Linked DNA regions of Homo sapiens: regions 1 and 2 are each linked to region 3. A link is a loop called in an ENCODE intact Hi-C map of the cell type or tissue named here. Cell type or tissue: IMR-90. All regions are shown on one strand.

Region 1 (8,000 bases), 1.2 Mb after region 3:
AAATATTCAATCAAAGGTCTCTGTGTCTTTTCTAAAAATATAATTAAAAAACCATTGTCCTAAAGATAGCAACAATAGAAACTAGGAACTACTAGAAGAGGCAGGGAGGGAGGGAGGGAGGAGGGAGGGGATAGGTTGAAAAACTGTTGGGTATTATGCTCAGTACTTGGGTGATGGGATCATTCATATACTCCAAACCTCGGCATCACACAATATACTCAGTTAACAAACTTGCATACGTACCCCCTGAATCTAAAATAAAAATTAAAAAATAAAAACCCCCATAAAAATTAAACCAAATAAAAACTTCACTCCACAATTTCAGCTTCTTATTCAAGGAAAACAACAATCTTCTATTGAAATTTACTTTTTTTTGGGGGGGGGTACCAAATTTCTTTATTTGCAGGAATGGTACAAATCAAAGAACTTAAGTGGATGTTTTGGTACAATTTATAGAAAAGGTAAAGGAAACCCCAACATGCATGCACTGCCTTGGTGACCAGGGAAGTCAACCCACGGCTATGGGGAAATTAGCCTGAGGCTTACCTTTCATTGTCACTGTCTCCCCGGGGTGTGCTTGTCGAAGAGATATTCCGCCAAGCCAGATTCGGGCGCTCCCATCTTGTGCAAGTTGGTCACGTGGTCACCCAATTCTTTGATGGCTTTCACCTGCTCATTCAGGTAATGTGTCTCAATGAAGTCACACAAATGGGGGTCATTTTTGTCAGTGGCCAGTTTGTGCAGTTCCAGTGGTGACTGATTCACATTTTTTTCCAAATGTAATGCACACTCCATCTCATTCAGCCCGCTCCCAGTCATCACAGTCTGGTTTCTTGATATCCTGAAGGAAGATTCGGCCACCTCATTGGTTCTGCAGCTTCATCAGTTCCTCAGCATGTTCCCTCTCCTCATGAGATTGGTGAAGAAAGTATTTGGCAAAGTTCTTCAAAGCCACATCATCGTGGTCAAAGTAGTAAGACATGGACAGGTAAACGTAGGAGGCGTAGAGCTCCAGGTTGATCTGGCGGTTGATGGCCGCCTCTGAGTCCTGGTGGTAGTTCTGGCGCACCTGCGAGGTGGACGCGGTCGTCAAGGCGGCGACTAAGGAGAGGCGGCGGCGGTGGCTGCGCGGCCCTGGAGCGGCGGCGGGGACCTTGGGGCAGTCCGAGGGCGCGGTGAAAAGGTGACGGAGGGCTGGCTATGGGTGGCCGGCCGGGGTGGGGGACGAGCGCCGGGTTCCGTCCAAGCACAGTTGAAGCAGGAAACCTCGACGACTCTCGGCGAAGAACGTCTCTGAAATTTACTTTTAAGCAGAGCTTAAACTTATCTTTTATTTGTGCAATTTGAATTTAATTTTTTATTTCTAAAAAATAATTTCCTCCAAAATTTGAGAGGCATAATTCTTTGGAATATCATTTTTCTATTTCATATATGTAAAATAAATCAGTGAAATAAATTATAAGCAAAATTGTTTTTAAAACATTGTCCAATATGTCAGTGTCACATATGTGATGCCGTATGATTAATTTCTTTGTAGCATTCTTACTTTGGAAGAAATATATAGAGCCAACATATTTTCCTTTTCCCCTTGGATACCAGAAAGCTCAGAGGTAAACTTTTTGCTATATTCTGTAGAGAAGTCATTCCATATTCCAGGTCCTGTTATCTCATTCCTTCTAAAGAGTTATCTCATTCGTTCTAAATAATTTGTCTTTTTTAGTTTATACATTTGTTTTTTATTGTTTCATTTCAGTCTATTAATATTGTAAACATCTTTGAATGTGGAAGGGATATAACTTATAAGTTAACCAGCTGGCTCTCTTTAGCTGTTGTCTATTCAAGATGAATGACAGAACTGATCATACTGCACAATTATATTTAGCACATGAAGGTCTCAAAGGATAGTGCCAACATACACTCCCTTTATATCATTATTTATTCAGACTACATTCTCATTTTTAAAAATCCAGACAACAGAAAAACATATGAAACACAAAACATAAGTTCCCTTGTACTACAATACTACTCCTTTCCCCACAACATAAATAAATCGCTTTAAGCAAATTTTTATATGATCTCCCATATCTTATTTTCTGAACATATAATAGCAAATGTATACTCCAAAATAGTATTCTGCTTTACATATAGCTCTGCAACTTGCTCTGTTTCTCCTACAGTTCAGCTTGGATATCTTTCCATGTCAATATATATGAATCTATGTCATTATTTTCAACAGTTACATACAATCTCAATATATGAATGTGTCATTATTTATTTCACCAGTTCTCTACTGAACGTAAGCTCTTTTAAGGAACAACATGGCACAACATGGTATTTCCATGGGGAATGCAGTAAAGAGAAGTTAAAAGTTTATTTCTAAAGACATGACCATCTTACTATTTAGTCTCTCACTTTCAGTCACATTACTAATTGCATGTAGCTCATGGTCCCTCAATAATGAATTTTTAATACTAATAAAATTGAGAGAGCAAAAATGGTAACAACTCAGTAAATGACATTTTAAGCCAACTACACGCTGCCAACACATTTTAAATGAGTATTTTATTTTCCCTTAGTTTACACTTTTAAAAAAATCCATTCCACCCAAATAGCCAGATCAAGTTGCTCAACAGGGATTTTATTTTACAATCAAGTCATCATGTAAGTTTCTAAGACAACTATCTGCCCAATGAATCGAAAGAAGAGCATTATGTGGCTTGGCTCTTACTGTGATCACCTAGCAGCTCACGTTGCAGTTTATAGAAACCTAGTCCTGATCCAAACCAAAACTCTTGGGGTGGCAGGGGTTGAAGGTGGGAACAAGAGGCAAGCTGACACTCACAGAAGACTAGAAGCTTCCCGCAATTACAAGCTTGGCTCATGTTGCCCTAAAAATATGAACTCTTTTCACAAATGTTTATAAAGAGAAAATTTTATATTGCAGGCATCTCCACTGACCAATAAGCTGTTTCTGTTTGGGGAGTAAAAAAATGAAATACAGGCAAACAACTGATTTTGTTTGGGGGAGAATTGTTTTATGTGACCACAAACATCTTGCTGGCTACAGTTTTAACTTGGTGTGTGTGTTTGGGGAAAGATGTTGGGGAAGAGGATGGCATAAGTGCTACATTCACACCCAGGTCTTCTGACTCCTATCCATCCACATCCACTAGTTCCTACATCAATCCATTTAACAAATAAGCACTGCCAGAGCACTTCACTAAACTCACTTTCAAAGCACATATTAAAGAGAAATGGCTTAAACTACTACCAGTTCTGATGTGATTAAGGCATTGATCTAGTGCCACTTTCTTGAACCCCTCAAGCTTCTAAGTTTGGGGAGCAATAATTGACCCCTTTGAGACATAGTAGAAACTGTAGATATTCTCATCATAAAAGGAGAATGCTCATACACATAACATTTTGGACACATTTCAGGAGTTTATGGACCAAATTTAACAAAATGGTATTTATTTCGATGAAAGCAATTCATAGAATGATACAACCAAACGGCATTTTGTCTTCATACCTTTGTATAACATTACATGTAAATGTATTCACAAAGCCAAAACAATCCTTTGTTGGATCTCTCATCCTGCTTTTCAAATCAGAAAATGTCACCTTATAAGAGGCCCCCAAGAAACCCATTCTGAGGGTGTTCCTCTACTGCCATCTTGTGGATTTTCGTTGAAAAAATAAAACGCTACAAGAGTTTTTTCTTCTAATTTTCAAGACCTGCATACCTCTCACCTATGTTTGCCAACTGTTAACATCTGGATACATCCACTCTATTTATCTAAATACACACCCATACCCACACATCCTTTTTTTCCAAATCATACAAAAGTAGGTTGCTTTCATCATGACACTTCACTGCAAAATATTTCAGGATGTATTTTCCAAGAATAAACTGATTCCTATAACCACAATACCAACACACCTAAGAAAGTCACCATGAATTCAATATCATCCAGCATCCAGTCTTCACTAAAATTCCTTCGATTATCCTCCAAAATATCCTTTATAGCTTCTGTTTTTCCAATCCAAGATCCACTCAAGATTCACTCAGAGCATTTGAGTGTCTCTTTAAAGAGTCCAGGTAGGATGTCCTCCATCATACCTCACATTCTAGAATTGCCTCTTTCCTCGCTATGATAGTTAGATCAAACATTTCCAGCAAGAACATCACATAAATGACGTTGTGTACCTTCCTCTTGATCATACTGAAGGCACATCATCAAGCAAAACCACTATTGGCATTGCCAAGCTTGACCACTTGGTTAAAGTGATGACCACCAGACTTTTCCATTGAGAAAGCACATTTTTTCTCTTTAAAAGTAGTCTGTAGAGTGATATTTTGAGACTTATTTTCAACATTTTACCCAGTCATATTAGCATCCTCTGATGATCCTTACCTGAGCCAATTATTACTTTGGGTGTTAAAAAGTATTGCTTTTCTAATTATTTTATTCCTTCTACATTTAGTAGCTGGCATTCTTCTGTTTTAAAAAAAACACACTGGGAATTCTTTTTTCTCCTCTCCTTTTATTTTACTTTGAATATTACCATGAATTTATGGATTTTTTTTTCTTAACTCAATGTACTATAAACTATTACCAAATTTTTTTTATGTTTAAATTATCCCAGACTTGGCCAGTGGGTGTCCCTTCAAGTTGCTTCCTGTGTCCTTATGAAATGTCCCCATCATTCTCTGATCACTTTCTTACTTTCTGGTTGTATTAATCCATTTTCATACTGATATGAAGAAATACCCGAGACTGGGTAATTTATAAAGAAAAAAGAGGTTTAATGGACTCAAGTGCCACATGGCTGGTGTGGCCTCACAATCATGGTGGAAGGCAAAGGAGGAGCAAAGGTATGTCTTACATGGCAGCAGGCAAGAGAGCATGTGCAGGAGAACCGCCCTTTATACAACCATCAGATCTTGTAAGTCTTATTCACTACCATGAGAACAGCAGGGAAAAAAAACCCTTCTCCATGATTCATTTGCCTCCCACTGGGTCCCTCTCACAACATGTGGGGATTATGGGAGCTACAATTCAAGATGAGATTTGGGTGGGGACATAGCCAAACCATATCACTGGTATAGCAAGATATCTATATCTAGGCTCACATTGTGCTTGTACTTTCACTGAAATCAGTAGTTTCTCCAAAGAAACCTGATTAGTTTAAGTAAGAAATGATGCATAGAAACAAATATCTTGGTGTTAGGTATGTATGCTACTACAGGGTCATTACTCCTATATCCAGTCAATCAATGAACAGAGATAGAAATACATACACACACACTCACACACACACACACACACACACACACGCATGCACGTATTTTAATCATGAGTTCAGAGGTCTTCTATGATTGAGTAGCTTGTAGTAGAGATGAATATTTTAACAAGAAAAAGTAGAAAAGGCAGGTTTTTATAAACATTTTTTGAGAAGAAATAAGAAGGCTACTAAGGTAGCCAGGACTTGAGAAACTAGATCCAGAAAGAAGGGAGCTCATTAAGGTGAGCTTACTTCATGGACACTTATTTTCCTCCTTGATGTTTTTGGCATGGAGAATGAGATAAAGAATTTAGCAGAGCAGTTTTAGGTCACCTCTTGGGGCTGGGGAGATTAAAAGTGTTCAGTGGACAATGCAGCTAGGTGTTGAGAGACCAAGCTCTCAGAGAGATAGAAGGGACAGAGAATAGAACCTAGCGCTTGGAACCAGTGTTCTTCTAGAGGCATTTACAGTTTAAACTGTGCAGAAAATTAGGGTAAGAAGCCAATCAGAAAGCATCAACAAAGTAGAGCAAGCAAGCAGGCTCACAATGTTCGAGGGTGAAAAATTGGAGTTCATGACCTTATAAGTAGGAGGAGTTCCAACAAACAACCCTGATTCTTAGTTGGAACTCCTAGAGAGCTACGCCCTAGAAGTGGGAGTAAACCAGAAGCAAACTGGGACATACAAAGACCGCAAATTAGCTTTCAGTTAGCAAAGCCCCAAGTTGAATTACATTTATCTAATTCTCTGCTGCCTGACAGAGGAAAAGGCAATATCCTCTGAAGGAAGATAACATGATCTGGAGTCTCTATATGTTTCATACACAATGTTGGGCATTCAGTCAAAACCATTTTTTATATGACAAAGAGTTGTATTCTTTTAAACTCTGAAGAAACAATAAGAGAAACATAAGCACTTTCATTTTTTAAAACAATCTTCTTTTCAGGTATTAAAGCTTTTCAGAGTTTAAATCAAAACTTCAATCTCATTCTGAATTCAAATCTTCTCTTCAATCTCAGTTTAGGCCTCATCTCTTGGGTCAGAAATAGGCAGGGAGGAGGAGGGTCTAATCCTTCACGTTCTTGATCTATTCAGTAAAAATTACTGACATACAAATAAATAGGAGCAAGAGAAAAAGAGAGAGGCTAGAAACAGAAACAGGTAATATTGGAGTTATCAGACCAAGACTTTAAAATAATTGTGATGAACAGGTTCCACAGAATTGGAATCTACAATAAAAAGCCAAATGGAAGTCTGGAACAGGAAATAAAATAGCTAAAATTAAGAGCTCAACAGATGGATTTAACAGCAGATTGGGCAAAGTTGAAAATGGAATTAGTGCACTAGATAGTATCTAGAATGAAGTGTAGAAGTAAAAAGCATTGATATTGCTGAAAAGGTTGTAAGATATATATATATATAATAGTGGGAAAGACTAATATAAGTGTAGTTGGGGGACCTAAGAAAAGAAGAGCAAGGGAGTTAGGGTAGAAGCAGCCTTAGAGAAAGTGGACAAATTCTTTAAGAAACACAACTCAATAAAATTGAAACAAAAATAAATAGTCCTAGATCTATGAAAGAACTGAAACCTGTTATTAAAAACCTCACCACAAAGTAAAACTCCAGGCTTAAATGGCTTCACTGACAAAGTGTTTCCAACACTTGGAGAGTAAATAACATTAATCTTACACGAATACTTCCAAAAAAAAAAAAAGAGAGAGAAAACATGGAACACTTCTCATCTTGTTTTATGAAGCCACCAAAACCAAAACTTGTAAAGGACATTCCAAGAAATAAAAATCACATTAATAATGTGTGTGTGTGTGTGTGTGTAAATCTAACTTAGTGATATTTAACAATGCTAATATATCACAACCACATGAAGCTTATGGAAAATTAATTCATTTAACTTATAATTTACTATATTAACAGGAAAAAAGGACAGAAAATCATATGATCACCTCACTAGATGCAGAAAAGATATTTAATAAAATTCTACTTTCAGTTGTGATTTGAAAAAAAAAAAAGAAAGCCTCTTAGCAAACTTAGAAGACAAGGGAACTTCCTCAATCTGAAAAAATAGCAGCTACAAAAATCCTACAGCAAACATCATAATTATTGTTAAATTATCTTAAAAATTTCCCCTGAGATCAGGAACAAGATAAGATATCTGTTAGCAACACTTCTATTTGATGTCATACTAGAGATCCTAATCAGCATAATAAGTCAAGGAAGAAAGGAGGGAAAGGTATAAGGATTAGAAGTGAAAAAAATCCAAAAGTATCTACAAAAGTTTTGAATTAATAGCTGTTTTAAGGAGGTTGGTATGAGTTCAAAATATAAAAATCAATTTCATTTATCTAGATCATGAGAGTAAGTACAAATTTTTAAAACTACAATATCTTCCAAAAATAGGCAAATACCTAGAAATAAATCTTTAAAAAGATGTGTAAGGTCTTTACACTAAAAACCATAAGATATTTCTGAGAAATTTTTTAAAAACCGATTTAAATATAGGAATATGCTTATGAACATGAATATACATGTTCATAGGCTGGAATCTTGATTTTGTTAATATATCATTTCCTCCCAACTTCATTTGTGGAGTCAATAAAATCTCTCCCCCAAAAAGTCACAAGGTTGTTGTGAAAATTAATAAGCTGATATTCAAATTTATATGAAACCTCAGTTGGAGGGGGAAGTAGAGCAAGAT
Region 2 (8,000 bases), 760 kb after region 3:
TAATCACATCATAATAACCACAATGATGGTGGTAGCAGCTCTCATATTGAGTGACTATTATTCGCCAAGTCCTTGTGTAAATTACCTCACAGTCAAGTACCCTATGACTTAGGTGCTATGATTTCCTCCATTTTCCAAATGATGAAATTGAGGCATGGAGAATTTAAGTAACTTTACCCAGGCCACATGATGAGTAAGGAGAAGAGTTAGCATTCAAATCCATGTCTCTCTGACCACAAAGCCACACCTTTTATCATTTCCTTATACGACAGCTCAGGGTGTCATTTGAGGAGCCATCCTATTCTATTGAGCAAGCAGGTAACAAGATTGGATATGTGATTTAGAAATGAAACAAAACTACATGGACAAATGTGGGATACTCAGGACAATTCAATAAAGTTTTGAGGATCAAAACTTCTGGAAGGAAGATAATGAATACAAAAAGAAATAAAGCTTAGTCAGACATCTTCTATTACTTGCAAAATAAGAATAGTGGTTTTTCTTTCTGTCATCATTAATACAATGTATCCCAGTAGTAACATCTAACCTTTATTAAGAGTCTTTTTTTGTGCCAGACATTACTTTATTCAACCTTTACAACAACCTTATGAGGTGGATAGTGTTATTTTCACGATTTCACAGCTGTGGGAATTGGGGCCTACAAAACTATGTGACATGTCCATGGTTGCATAGCTCAACATGGATAGTTCTGGAATTCAAATGCAGACTATGCAGTGCCACAGTTTGAGCCAAAATAAACATGTGATGCCAACTTTTAAATGCCTTGCTCTATTAACTAAGTCTGAATTCTTGTCATTTTTACATCCTTTTCATATTCCAAAGAACTTTCACCTATGTGTATCATTTGATCTTCATGGTAGTCACAGATGAGGACACTCAGGCACAGAGTTTGACAGCTTGCCGAGAGCCATGAAGCTGGTCCTAGGCAGGGGTCTTCAGACTTGTGGCTAAGTGCTGGGCCACTGTTGCATCCAATCACCCTATCTGAGAAAAGCAGCAAGGCTTTCACTCACATCCCTATGTACAGCTTCCATTGTTTTGCTATAGGTAGAATTCTATTTGAATCATTTGGTTCTAAGTGACCTAGTGAGTTAGAGTGAATTAGATTTTCCAAGCACAGACCTTGCTTTAAAACTTCATTTTTCCTCAATAGATTTGCCAGGGAAATAGGATGTCTGGCAAAAGTGGCAATGGGAATTACATTGAAGTATGGTTTTTAAAAGAAAACGAGAGGACTTAGTGAGCTGTATTTGAAATACAGTCCATTAAGAGATTTAACATTTATTATTAAGATATTAAGTAATAAATATTGAATTTAATGATTCACTCTTCAAAATTTTCAGAATGCTGATATATTTTAAGTCAAAGCAAATGAAAATTGAGTTGGAGACTATGAAAGACAAATTTATGAAGCCAGTAAAACCAATTTCTAGATTTGCCTTATTAAAGTTCTTATTAGAATAATGGCATAAATATGACCCTGGCAGAAATTTCATAACATATTCTCTTTATTTTGGTTCAATTTTCAGGAAGATCACTTGTCATCAATCTAGATTCTCCAAATCCACCGCCGATTAGAGAAACTAACATAAAACAAATTATCGGGCCAGGTGCAGTGGCTCATGCCTGTAATCCCAGCACTTTGGGAGGCCGATGCAGGCGGATCACGAGGTCAGGAGATCAAGACCATCCTGGCTAACACGGTGCAACCCCATCTCTACTAAAAATACAAAAAATTAGCCGGGCTTGGTGGTGGGTGCCTGTAGTCCCAGCTACTCGGGAGGCTGAGGCAGGAGAATGTCGTGAACCCGGGAGTCACAGCTTGCATTAAGCCAAGGTCGCACCACTGCACTCCAGCCTGGGCAACAGAGCAAGACTCCGTCTCAAAAAAAAAAATAATAATCAAAGGTTAACACAATCTACTAATCACCTGGATACCATATTTCAACCTTAAAGCCATTACTATATTTGTGAATCATAATTTATGCACGCTTTAACACAACACTTTTTGGTGAAAGGAAAGATTTGTTTTCCTTTCATAATTATTGCATCAATGTGCATAACCTTTACATTTGCAAAAGCCACTCTGAATCCCAGAGACAGAAGATAATTGACCTTGAGTTCTGTTCAGTGGTGATAGAGCGTGACTGCAAATTCCTGGTTTCCACATAATGGATTGAGATGATCTCTTCCAGAATTAGCCTTCTATGAAACATCACTAAAAATTGGCTAAGCTGCTCCCAAGATGCCAACACTTCATAACTTAGCTAATTAATGTTTGATAAAGTATGAAGACACTGTTTGACCGACTGTTAAATACATACACACACACACACACATACACACACATCCAGGCTCACAATTTGGTTACAATATTTGTTTATGTCTAAGTAATTTGGATAGAATCATTGTGCACCATGGCAAAAGTATACACAATTAGTTTGAACAAATCAGGGCTGAATTTCTCATCCATATACTGTGGAAGCAGCTCAAATTATAATTACTTCCCAATATCCTGCTTAAAACACTGAATGTGATGCCTTGACTTCTTGCTAAATGCTACTTCTTTCAATTGTTCTTTAACTACATCTCTCCAAGTGATTTCCTTTATCTTATTTGTCTGTTTCTAAAATAACTTTCTTAAAGAATGCCTATTTTCATGGACAGAAACTGTTTTTTCTGAATGAACTGTCATAAAGTCATTCCTTGACCATTCTTCCTGTGTTTGTGTGTTTTGGTTGTGGTGCATATGGTTAAATAAATCTTACTGAAATGCACAATAGTGTCATCTACAACCAATTACCATCAGCAATTGCTTTGTAAACACTCAACAATAAAACAATTTGTTTTAGTGAATGGAGTCTGTGTCAGTCCAACATTAAGTTAAAAAATGGCATGGAATCCACCTCAACTACAGTAATACTTAATTGCTACTCAATTTGCATAATTTATACAAATTAATGTAGACTCAATAATTAGCATTTTCATATGGTTTATTGGAATCTAAAAGGCATAACAGTACGGTCTGTTAGCAATCTGAACATGTTTAAACAATATGTTTTGTGAGTCACTGGCATCTTAAGTTAGCCTTGCACAAAATGGGAATCAAGAAAACATACAAATATCAATTTGTATGTTCTGTCTTAGTAGGGCTTACTAAATCTAGATTTCAGTGATGTACTTTTGGTGATGATGATGAACTGATTAAAAACCCCCATTAAAGAATGTTAACAACACTTGAACAAATAAGACAGGAAGGAGCTAGTTCAATATTTTGCTTTTTTTTTAAAAAAAAGATAATTAATCTTCTATCAATACTTATTCTTCTCATATGTATATACAAATATTCTAAAATAAACAAATACATAAAAATAAAAGCTGAGGAAATCCAGCTGACTTGTGTAGCTGTTAAAATAGTCAAATATCTGATTCCTGGTAATAAAAATACAAATACTTCCAACTTAACATATAGACAGATAGATGCTGTATACATTTACAAACATAAATTCAATATTTGGGAAAACGTTAACCCCTTAACCATCTTCCACATTTGTATGCTGCTTAATAGTCTACAAACGTTTTCACCTACACTATGCCCTAGGGCCTCACAACAACCCCATTACACAGATGAAGACACTGAGGCTCAGAGAGGTCCCATGCTCCTCCTTCTACTTCATGCATTACCTATAATAAATAGTCATGCACAAATGAATGCATATTTGAATTCCTCTTGCCTCAGTAGAACTCGGGGCAACTTTCCTGAAGATGAAATCTCGTGTTCCATAATGCTGAATGTTTTCCTACTGTATCTTCTATGAAATGATGATAAACAAGCCACATTTTTCCAACCTGCCCTTTACCTTGTACCTAAAATAAATATTCAGAATTCTGGAACATGGGATTTCATTTTATTTGGATCAGTACTAAATTTCATTGCCTTCTTTTGTGAAGGCGAATATTCAGTCCTCCTGGCAAATACAGTGCTTTGTGAAGACTGTGTCAGATGGGGGATGGGGAAGACTTGTGTTTGCCTCTACCTCATCATCCCAAGATGCATTTGAATGTTATGTTCATACTTTTACCATATATTTTTTGCTTTCATTTTTCTGATATATTTTAATAAAGTCCATTTTAATAAACAGAAGTTATATTTTTCTTAATGAACAATTCACTGGCCATTTTTCCTGTCTGTATGCCTAAAAAAGAGAAAAAGCCAGGGCAAAGTTAATGTCTGTTTTCCATTTTTTCCTCATCATTGGTCCCACAGCACTCAGCTGAACACCTGGCAGAGCCACCCAAACATGTGCTAAATGTAAATGATTAAACAGACAAAAACAGGATGGTCTTAAGCTTTCAATTCTCTCTCAAGAATAGTCAGGGTACCATACCTATAGGATATACTTGTTGTAGTCCAACTTATTTTATATAATTTCCAATATTCTCATTTCCTAAGTATAACACTATTTTTTCCCTAAATTCCAAGCTTCCCAATCTTAAAAAATTCGAGAATGAAACATATTTTGTGTTAGTCCTCAGCACCTGCTGGTGATGTGGGGAATTGCAGCTTAACTATATAAGACATTGCAAGCAAGAAAAAAAAAAGGAGCAAATTTACAAGAATTGCCACCAGACTTAGGAAATCTCAACGCATAGAATTAATTCATATCAAAAGAGGAAGGCATGGGATGGGAATGAAAGACTGGAGTTATGAACAGTCTGCAAAAATCACCCCAAGGCAACACTTGCCAAGTCACCTAACTTGGAAAATGTTTTAATTCAACCAAATGGAAGATTCCTGGACATTTTCATGATGTGATAACAATTTTAAATAGTAGTGACACTGACATTTTTTAGCACTTATGTGCCAGGCATAATATTATATAATATTAACAATAGCTACCATATATTGAGTATCTGCTCTTCAATGGAAAAGGCTGGCAAATCTGCCCACAGATGACCTGAGAATGACAATAATGATAACAGTAGCGATATAACATTTCTTGGGTGCTCAATATGAGTCAGACACCATCCTGGATAATTGACACACATGAAGTCATCTAATGCTCCTGACTTCCCCATGAAGTAGGCACAGGTATTGCCACATGCCAGGCACTCTTCTCAGCCCCTTCACATATTAACCTGTCTGATAAGCACAACCACCCTTTTTTACAGATAAGGAAACCAGGGCACCAAGAGGGGAAGGGACTTGCCCAAAGTCGCAGGATTACATGGTTAAGCTAAGATTCAAATGGGCAACAGGGCACCTCCAGAAACTCCTGACTACCCACTTGCTGCTTATCATTTTAGCCATTCCAAGAGAGCCACTTATGTCACTTCATTCCCAACAACAGAGGAAAACCATTTCCAATTTTGTTTTAATAATCGTTACAACCATCTGGTGATACTTAGTAAAATATGGGTGGGTTTTCCAGAAGCCTCATTCTTTGGTTTGGAAAGCTGGTGATGAGGGTGCTAGAAGCCTCAAAGCAGGTTGCCATGTGGTGGGAGTACTCCTACCCTCAGAATAATTTATTTACTCCTTGAACCTCATCGGAGAATCTGCGCACATCAGAAGGTTTTTGCTAAAATATCATGTTGCATCAGAAACCATTGGACAAACACGCATCCAATTTATCACTTTCTCAAGCTTAGTTTTGATATGTTAACAACCATCATTTAAACAAACAAATGACTAGGTTGACAACAGAAATGTCAACACAAGCACAATCTACTCATTTACTGATTAGCCAGTTGCTGTAGCTGTGTTGACCTATACTTTGTTTTTGTACATAAAGGCCCCATTGCATAGGAACAAAAAAGGTGCCTGATAGATGCTCTCAGTGTTCCTTTAATGATAACACACTGCCTCATGTCATCATGGGTGAAGAAAAACTTCAATGGAATGGGAAGGGTCATGGGGTCATGCATGGCAGTCCACTCCCTCAACCTACCAAAGCCAGCACTGGGCTACCACAGATTTTCTCATTAACTAAGGAGGCAGACAAAATGTCCTGGACATCACACTGGTGTGCACCTCCATTAGCACCCTTGGAGTAGAAAACAGATGGGCTTATTTTTACTGGCTTGTTTATAAATCTTTATGATTGATGATATTTCAGATCTGGAATCTGGGACAAAATTTGTATCAATATAACTTAAGTTATGATTATCAACTTTATGAGCACAGTAGGAAAACAGAAGATGTTTCTTAAGGAAAATCTTTAAAATAACTTATCCGCATTAAATCAAAATTTTTACTTTAATGACCTGAAAGAAATTTGTATGAATGTTCTCAGATAACTACAGAAAAGCCCTTTATTAAAAAAAAATAGGGACCACTTATACTCAACATGGTGAAGTTGAAGCAAATTCCATACCCAGATGTGTAATTTTCTGAATGAAAATAACATTCATATGGCTTTTTGAATACATTGGTTTAAGTGAGTTGAGAACGGATTGTTTCTTTTAGAAATATTTATTATTTTAAAGTATTATAGTGCTTATGAAAAAAATTAATGAACTGAAATGAATCCAAAATGTGAACTGGAGTGAATCCAAAATGTAAATGGGAAGGCACTTCTCTCCCTAGTTCCAGAAGCTTTCCTGAGCCAGATGATTGCCATAACATCATGCCTAGCCCCAATTTCCACTCTGCCTTTCAAGAGACCATGTTACCAGGAGTTTGTCAAAGGTCTAAGGCTGAACACCAGGAACGCCATGAGAATTTCTATAACATATATGTGCACTTCACAACTGAAGACATATCAACACAGAAAAAAATTCCTTTAACAAGAGTAGGAAGTGATGACTGATTTTACAAAAGAATTGATCTCAGTTTCCCTTTAAATGAGAAGCTCACCTCGAGAAGTTAAAATAATATATAATTGACTAGTGTGCTAAAGTTTTCCCAAAGTAGAAAAATATCTAAAAGGTGAGGTACAGCTGTAAGGGCAAATCAAATACCAAATTAACAAATTAACAAATCCCTCAAGTTTTATTGGCTCTCTTGTTCTTTCTTTTCCAGAGGTAAATTTAAAAAGTAAAGTGAATTACAGTAGTCTTTGCTCTTCTCCTAGCACAGATTGTTACTTGCCTTAGGCTACTCTAAGCATATGAAAACAGTTGAAATCTGCAATTACAGGACACTACCTATGGTTAGCAGCGCATCACTTTCTTGGGTCAGCTAAAGGCAAATGGTCATTGGAGAGCTGCTAAAAAGAGTCAAGGAAAGGATAATGTGTATACTGTCCTTCAAATGGTTTTCTGATGTCAGGAGAAGAAAGAAATCAACAGGAGAAATGGGATACAGAGGTACAGAGGCAGGCTCATCTGAGCCAGTACTAGAGTTAGGGCAAGCAAACAAGATGGTTTCAGGTGACTTAGAAGGGACCCAATTACTGGTCCAGGAAATGACAAAGGTCAATGCATAGAATGAGGATGAGGTGGCGGGGGAACATTTCTCATTTGTTTTTTTGAAACATTTTTATTTTGAAAAAAAATTCAGACTTCCAGAAAAGCTGTAAGAACATTAAAATAGCCTATATATCTTTCACGTAGTGTTAATTGGCAGTCATGATAGCCCCCTACCTGTAAACCCAACATTGTGTATCGCCTAAAAAAAGAACATTCTCCTACATAACCACAATATGATTATCAAAATCAGGAAATTGATGTTGATATTCTACTGTTATCTAACCTACAAACTTTATTTAGATTTCACCAACTGTCTCAATAATATACTTTATAGAAAAAAAGAAAGAAAGAAAGGGTCCAAGATCCAATCTAAATTCATGCCTTGCATTTAGTTTTCATGTTTCTGTAGCCTCCTTTACCCTGGAGCACTTCTCCAGTTCTATTTTTCACTATCTTGACATTTTTTTAAGAAAAGGGGCACTTATTTTGTAGAATGTGCCTCAATTTGGGTTTATTGTCTGATGTTTCCTCATAGTTAAATCCAGATTATGTACTATTGGCAGAAA
Region 3 (8,000 bases):
GAGAGACAGCACTAGGCTGGGCCTCTGAGGGGGTGGTGGGTATCATGCACTAACGATGCAGCAGGATACAAAGGGAGGAGTAAGCCGAGTGTGGTGGCACACACCAGTAGTCCCACCTACTCAGAAGGCTGAGGCAGGAGGATTACTTGAGCCCAGGAATTCAAATTCAAGACTACAATGAGCAATAATCACACCATTGCACTCTAGCCTAGGTGACATAGTGAGATCCTGACCTTCCCGACTAAAAAGAAGGGAGTGGTCACAGCTCCTGGAACACAATAGATGTTGAGTTTATGATGGCTCTTACTAATTCCTTCCTCCCACAACCTACAACTTGAGCCAAAGCTTTCTAAAATCTTGTCTTGAAAGCTTCATCAATAACAGGAAACGCATATTTACACAGGGTCCAGATGCTGCCTCAGACTCCTTCCCAACACAGCACTCAAGGCAGCCACTCCCACTCATTGAAAATTAGAAGGTGAGATCAATCGTTTTTGCTATACCTGATCCAGTTGCAGGCAGGCTAGCCTAAAGGAGTTATGGCTCCTGGCTGGTGATGTTCCAGGATGTCAGGCCAAATAGCCTCTGGCCCTTCCTCAGATACCTGAGATCCTCTGTGGGCCCCTTTTCCAAGCTGCGGAGGTGGGATTTGTGGGGCACGTGCCTAAGGAGCAGGCCTAGGAAAGAGTGAGATGAAGCAGGCTGGTCCCCATTGCCCACCCCTCCCACCTCAAGAGCCAACCAGAAAGATTAGTTCATCAAATAAAAGAGAAAAATGATTCCTACATTACTCTTAAATGGGTGATTATAAGATTTTGGGTAACAAAAGCAATAATGATTATATTGCTCAAATAATAAAAATGGAGAAGGGTTGCACATCTGAGCTGACCACATAGGAAGCATCAGGCCTAGCAGCAGGGGCACTGAGCAAAGAGCTGCTGGGGACCCCTGGCCACTGCTGCATGGGGAGAACAGCCATGGTGGAGAAACCTCATTTTCCCTGGGGACAAACCCAATTCTGCCCTCTCTTCGGAAACCTGGTTATTTCACTTATGTCTTCTTAAAACAAACAGAACAAGACAAGGGCTCCTGATGACAATAGCCTGATGTGCATTTGTTTTGGCACAACACTCTGGGACTGCCTTTGGAGTCTCTGACTACACTAGGGGGAGAGAAAGCTAAGGGTGAAGGAAGCCCTGGTCAACAGCTGGCCCTGTTGTTGGGCCAAGCCTCAAACAAGACCTGTTTTGATCTGTTCCTCGTCCAGCCACAGTGGACTCCTGCGAAGGAGAGACTACTGATGGCCTGGGGAGGTCCTTCTGTGAATCCTATGCTTTGGCCAAACCACATTCTTCATTGCTATGCAAGCACACCCATGCTTTCTTGCCTCTAGACCTTTGTGCATACAGTTTTGTTTTGTTTACCTGACAGCTACCCTATCTTGTGCCCTTTTGATTACTTTCTCTCAATGTCCAACTCACCTAAAAGACCCATCACAAGTGACATTTCCTCAGGAAGCCATTGCTGGCACCATCTCTCCCTACCTCCCTTCCTTATCTAAATTAATTTCTCTCTCTCTCTCTCTCTCTGTGTGTGTGTGTGTGCTTGAACTCTCTTTAAGAACCCAGGAATTTGTGCTCTTATTTTGGACATTTGTAACTCTGCTATGGGCCCATCTCCTCCACTAGACTGGGAGTTCCTTGGGGACAAACTCCAGACTTGCCTTGTCCCTGGAGTTCTCCAGGGGCTGGCCTGACTTGCAGTGGGCAGGAAAGTGTGCTGAATTGTATTTTGAGCTCAGTAACTCAATCCCAGGCTAGTTTAAGTAGGCTAAGGTATGGTCCTTAATGGCATTGCACTTCCCACCCTGTTGCCTGGCATGAAAGCATGTGTTTTCTAGTAGCATATGGCAGTGCCAAACCCTAATTGGCTAGGCCAGACCTCTGCTAACCCTCCATGGAGATTGATTGCTGGAACTGTACCCTAGTTCCTGAGTTGACAACAGACTTTCACTTAGCTTGTACCATCCTCTCTCCTATATAAATGGATGACAGTGTAGACCCATTAAGGTCTTAGCTTGGAGTGGTTGATCTAGGAAGAGGATGTCCTCGAGGGCTTTCTTATGCCTAGTGATCTCTGAAAAGTCCAAGACTCTATGTGATCTTATGAACTCATAGATCTCCAGTGTTAGAAGGACCTCAGAAAGTATGCACTATAACCCCTTCAGCTTAAAAGTATGGTAACAGAGGGGGCATATGAATTGTCTAGGGTCACAGAGCAAATCTATGGAAGGGATAGGAAGAAAATCTAGGTCTTCCGACTTCTGGCCAGTTATTCATTAAGTACATCCTCCTTTCTCTGTTTCCTGGTCACCCAGTTAACAAGACACGGTTAAGGATGTATGTAAACTGGTGAGGGGCTTGAACATTTCTGGGTTTCAAGTGTATAATTTTTAGAAAGCAATTTATCATGATTTATAATTGATTAATATAGAATGCCCTTTCAATATGCGGAGCAAAATTGTCATTAATAATTCACTGGATTCTACATTTGAGTGACTGTATAAATTGTTAAAGCAGTTGGAACTCCAAAATCCCAGAGCAGAGTGTCAAAAGTCTCATGGTGAAAATTCTCTAAATGATTATTGTCAATGTTGATGAGACTGCGATAAGACTGGATCCCTGGGATGTTTTAGGGACTGTGCAAATTGGAGCCGGCCCTTGGGGTTGCATTGCGTGTCATCCACTCACAACAGACTCGCTCATTCACTCTCATTTGTCTAGTCTTCTACTACATATGTGCCAGCCCACTCTGTCCTTTGGAATCTCACTTCTCCTAAGCTATGCTATGGAGTGGCATTTGGTCCCCAGTTTCCTGTAAGTAATGCCTGGGAAAGACAAAGTTCTATACTTAAGGGTGGCCACTGCAGCATTCTTTATAAAAGGGATATATACAAGTTACTTAGAGGAGACTGCTGAGTTTACTCAGGACCCATCACTGACGGATGATGTAGAACTTCAGACAGCTGGCTATAAAGACAATGTAGAAGCACATAAGATGCTTATGGTCAGCGAAACAAATGCCTTCTGTAGAGCAGGACTGCCTGAAACACTATTATGTCCATGCAAAAATGTGACTGATGTAAACAGGGGCTGGAAAGGGGTTATTCAAAATGAAAGTGTTAGCTTTGCTGTGGAGGTACGGTTGTGAGTGGTCCTTCTGTTTCCTAATTCCAGTTTGCTTGATTGATTTCACCTATTCACTTAAAAGGAAACAAAGCCTGATGTCTGCGGTCAATGCAATATGGTGTAGTTTTGGTCTTCTGCCAGCAGGTGGAGATGCCCCGCTTTCTGTTTCCTGGCAGTCAAGCTACCAGAAAAAAAAAGCCTTGGTCTCAGTTGGAAAGTCCTATAGATTCTCTGCATTTTTATTTAAATATCTAACCATGAATTCTCCAGCACCCAATGAGCCCTGAAAATTATTTCTGATCAGATTATGTGGCTTCAAGGGAACAGATCCAAGTTTTAAAGGCCTGAAGCTTACATAATTTGGGAGGCCTTTTTGAGAAAAATAATTCAAAATTACAAAATCAAGTGCAGAGCCTTGTAAGGGGCCCCTGCAAACATGGCCCATTGAGCTGAGTCTTCATGAGCTTCCCAATAAATCCACTTGAGACTGCTGTTCTTCACAGTCCATCTGGCCTAGGGAGGAAGGGCATTGCCATGGGAAGACCACAAGCTCTTTGAGGGATGGGTCATGTCTTTATCCCATCAGGCATTGGTAAAAGGTTTTTGACTTCCCTGTTCTTTTCAGTTTAATGCCGAGTGTTTAGTAGGTACTCAGTGACTGGGTATTAAATCAGAGGAAGCAGAAACAGGGGCTAGGAAGAAGCCTGGAACCCAAACTCACCTTGTATGGCAGAGGAAGCTTGAAAGTCATGCCTCTTCATCTCATTCTTCTGAGAGCACCAGCTAGCTGGATGGCAATGACCAGAAGTGCTGCTCTGTGGGCTTCCCACACATCAGCTACCACATGCAATTCATCTCTGGATTCCGGAGGGTCTGGATTATGCAGTCTTATTTATATAGAGAGAGTTTGACAACTTGAAAGACCCCTTCAGCATGAAATAGGTAAGGGAAGATTTTCCTTTAAATTATCCTTAAATTAAGTTTAAATTTAAATTCAAATTAATATGCACAAATAGTTGTGTCTGCAATTCATCTTAATTGCCCTGCCCCATTTTCTTCCTATACTTTATATACAGGTAGTCACAATCCTCCTTAATATAAGCATTCTGGTGACTGGCTACTTTCTTTGACCCTTCTGTTTATAGGAATGGTTAATCTCTCTCTCACACAACCATGGCATCTCCTTCTGGAATCATACCACCTGCTTATTCTGGTCTATAATGGATCAACCAGCAGTGGTGTCTGATCCTTATAATTTTTGTAACTTGTCCCTAAGGATAACTCCATACTGAATAGGTTTCTTCCTTGTCCTGCCTCCCTCACTACATCATTTGGGTTCGACTAGGCTGTAACAGCAAATAAACCCATACATCTAATGGCTTAACAGAAAAGAACTTTACTCTTTGTGCATGTAATAATCCAGAATGGCCCAAGAGTGGCAAGGGCCTCTGTTCCACACAGTCATTCAGGAGCCCAAGCAGAAGGAGGCTCTGCCTTCTTTAGCACATGGCTTTCAGCATCACTGTGATTATCTCCAACCCAATTAAGCAGAAAAGGAAAAACACACAGGTGCCCATGTTAAAGTTTGTAATGGGCCAGCCCTAGAATTTACACACCTTGCTTCTGCTTAAATTTCATCCACTAAATCTTAATGACATGGTCACATGTAATTGCAAGGGAGACTAGGAAATGTAGTCTTATTGTGCATCCAAGAAAAATAAATAGATTCTGGTGGACAGGTAGCAGTCTCTGCCATATCACATATAGCATGGCATATATTAATAAGCAGTTTAGGTTCCTCCCAGACATTAATTTTAAGATGTTAGAGTAAGAATGTTTTTACTTTTCGCTTTGAAACAAAATTGGGGAAAAATGAATGAGAAACAAAAACAAAGACAGTATTTTTGTTGAAACTGGGAAACTCCTATAATCAGGAACCAGACAAATAAGATGGGATGTCACATGCAGTGAACTTTGGACTGGAGTGATGGGGGCTCCAATAGAAAATAACTGCTTTTCCAAATCTTGAGGAGAGCTGGCAGAGCACAAAATTCTCCAAAGTAGGTGACCTGCTCAGAGGGCAAATCTAATAATTTTTTGTTTGGAACAATAAGATCTGGGTGGCTGTTTAGCTGAGGGAATCTCCCCAACTTCCTTGGATACTTTAAAATGGCAGGGGAGGTAGGAATGAGTGAGAAAACTCACGGATACTCCATCTTTGTAAATGTGCAGCATGTAGAAGAAAAACTGTGGGTGTTAAGCAGCTCTGTAGCAGCCATTCTTTGTGAGCTAAGAAGAAAGGTTAAACCACCTCTCAGTCACTCTCTATTGCACATGAAGCACATTCACAAAACCCGCTTCACAACCTTCTCCCACAAGACCATGAATCATAAAGGATTTTTCTAAGAATTAGGGGATTTTCTACTAACGCAGAACACAGCCCCAGCCCCTCTTCCACACTACTTCTTTCAAATACCTGCTCTAGGAAGATTTCTGCTCACTCAAGGATGACTAATAATAAAAAAGGAACAAGGAGATCCATACAAAAATGTCACAAAATGGTGGAAAATAGCAGGACAAAAAAGGCAAACAGCCTACACAGTATGAACATTTTGATGTGGAGTAGATGAAAATCATGACCAAATATTTGTTTAAGAACTCAATAACTTAACAATGGAAGTAATTTGTGAATTAAGAGCTTAATGCAGAGGTATAAGGAATCAAGAAAAGCAACAAAAATTAAAATTGAGCTGCCTGTATCTAGGACACAAAGTAGAAGAGAAAACTAAAATCATCAGAGAAATTATGGTTAGCTTGTAAATAGTAGTAAATGGTGACACAATATTATCATAGTAGCTGATGTAAGAGTACAGATTGTTGACAACAGAAAAATAGATAGCAGCTTTGAGGCAATTGAGCAAAATGAAATGGAAATTATAAAAAGTGATTAGAAGAAAATTGTAGATATGGAAGACAGGCAAAGACAGAATTAATGTTTTCTTCTTTAAGAAGAAAAAACTAGAGAAGTATAAAATATCCAAATATGTAAATTTAAAAACTTTACTGATATTAAAAAAGATTTGAATCTAAGGATCTAAAGGGCATGGTGTTTCTTAAGGAAAAAAATGTCTAGTCAGCACTGAACCATAGTCTAGTAAGGTTTCCTGAAATAAAGACAAAGAAAAATAATCCTATGGGGCATCTAGGCAAAAATGATCAAACTACTATAACAGCAAAATAAAAAAACACAAGTTGGCTTTAGGCTATCCTACATACAACATTACATGACAGTAGAGAAGTACTTAAAAAATTACCAAAAAAAAGATGATGTGAGCCAGTAAATTTGAGCTAGCTAAATTGTCATTCAGGTGTAATGGTGACAGATAAATATTTTCAAATATGCAATAATGTTTCATGGGCTGTAGTTTCCAAGAACACTTTTTTGAAGACACTACTAGAAGATAAAGTTGAACCAAAAGGTGAATGGGAAAAACGGTGGCAAAAATAAATGTAGAACTATGGTTAAAGGTTATAACAATTATGGGAACTACCACTGCAATATACATGTAAATGTAATCAACCACGATGATGAAGAAATATTAAAATACCCAGTAAAAATTAGGGAATGTAAGGGGAGAGAAAGTGAGATTGTGCGTGTAAGATGGCATGTTTATTTTTTATAGTGGGTGGGGTCAAAATATTTTTAAAGGTGGCCATTGAAGTTTAAAAGGTATAAACCTATTTAAATGTATAAAATTAACCACTAGAAAAACTAAGGCCAGTAGTATACCCCACAAAATTAAAAGGTGGAGGGCAAGGGGAGTTAGAAGTAGGGACATTTACTACTGTTATTGAAGAGTCAATATAAACTAGCTAAATAAATAGAAGATTAAGTACAGCCTATAAAATTATTTTTACAGAGGCAAACATTAAAAATAAAATGACACTATACACCTTAAAAAATAACCGGAGACCCCAAATAAAACAAAGGAGAGAAATCAAAGTTTTTTAAAAAATTGTAACACTCATACTACACATATCTACCCTATCAATACACAGGAAAAGAGACACTCATATTCAGTGACAAAGAAAAACCCAATTAAGTACTGACTGTAATATACTCATCTAGAATGAAATGACTCAGAAAAAATTGAAAGCAAATGAGTAGGCAAAAGCATATTAGAAAAATGGAAATAAGAAGAAAGCAGACAGCTGAAAATTAATATCAGACAAGACTGAATTCAAGGAAAAGTGAACCAAAGAAGGGCAGGGTACAACACATAATGAAGGTCTAACAGCAATGAATATCTATGCACCAAGTAACATATCAAAATTTATAAAGCAAATCCAGGCATGGTGCCTCTCACCTATAATCCCAGCTACTCAGGGGGCTGAGGTGGGAGGATTGCTTGAGGCCAGGAGCTCAAGACCACTCTGAGCATCATAGCATGACTCCATCACTAAAAATAAAAATAAGAAAAAAATTAGCAGGGTGTGGTGATGCACTTCTGTAGTCCCATCTACTTGAGAAGCTGAGGCAGGAGGATTGCTTGAGCCCAGGAGTTTAAGGCTACAGTGAGTTATGATCATGCCACTGCACTCTGGCCTGGGCAACACAGCAAGACCCCTGTCTCTAAGAAAGAAAACAATTATAAAGCAAAATGTAGAGAATACATAGAGAACTAGAAACACATATAGAGTAGTTCTATATTTATTTAGCTACACCTTTCCATAACAAATAGTCAAAAAATAAGTAGTCATGGAGGACTTAACCAAATTAATAAGGTAATTTAAAAATCTATTTTATTAATA

The links. A loop is a pair of places that touch in the nucleus more often than their neighbours do. Peaks named below come from ENCODE experiments on the same cell type or tissue, not always from the same donor. Only the 100,000 strongest peaks of a DNase experiment are listed, where the experiment ranks them.
Region 1: it touches region 3 in a loop (25-fold over the local background); 34 of 110 quality-filtered maps call a loop at or near these places.
Region 2: it touches region 3 in a loop (15-fold over the local background); 4 of 110 quality-filtered maps call a loop at or near these places.

The regions. Positions count from the first base shown.
Region 1 is chrX:148,045,305-148,053,304 of GRCh38, reverse strand. It overlaps the pseudogene FTH1P8. Among named protein-coding and RNA genes, the nearest start is that of FMR1NB, 68 kb to the right of the region's middle. In IMR-90, a CTCF peak has its summit at 3,672 (motif pointing left); no DNase peak of the experiment used is centred here.
Region 2 is chrX:148,527,217-148,535,216 of GRCh38, reverse strand. All of the region lies in intron 1 of AFF2 (ALF transcription elongation factor 2), which reads right to left. Among named protein-coding and RNA genes, the nearest start is that of AFF2, 31 kb to the right of the region's middle. In IMR-90, a CTCF peak has its summit at 4,560; no DNase peak of the experiment used is centred here.
Region 3 is chrX:149,282,374-149,290,373 of GRCh38, reverse strand. No RefSeq gene overlaps it. Among named protein-coding and RNA genes, the nearest start is that of IDS, 220 kb to the left of the region's middle. In IMR-90, a CTCF peak has its summit at 3,328 (motif pointing right); no DNase peak of the experiment used is centred here.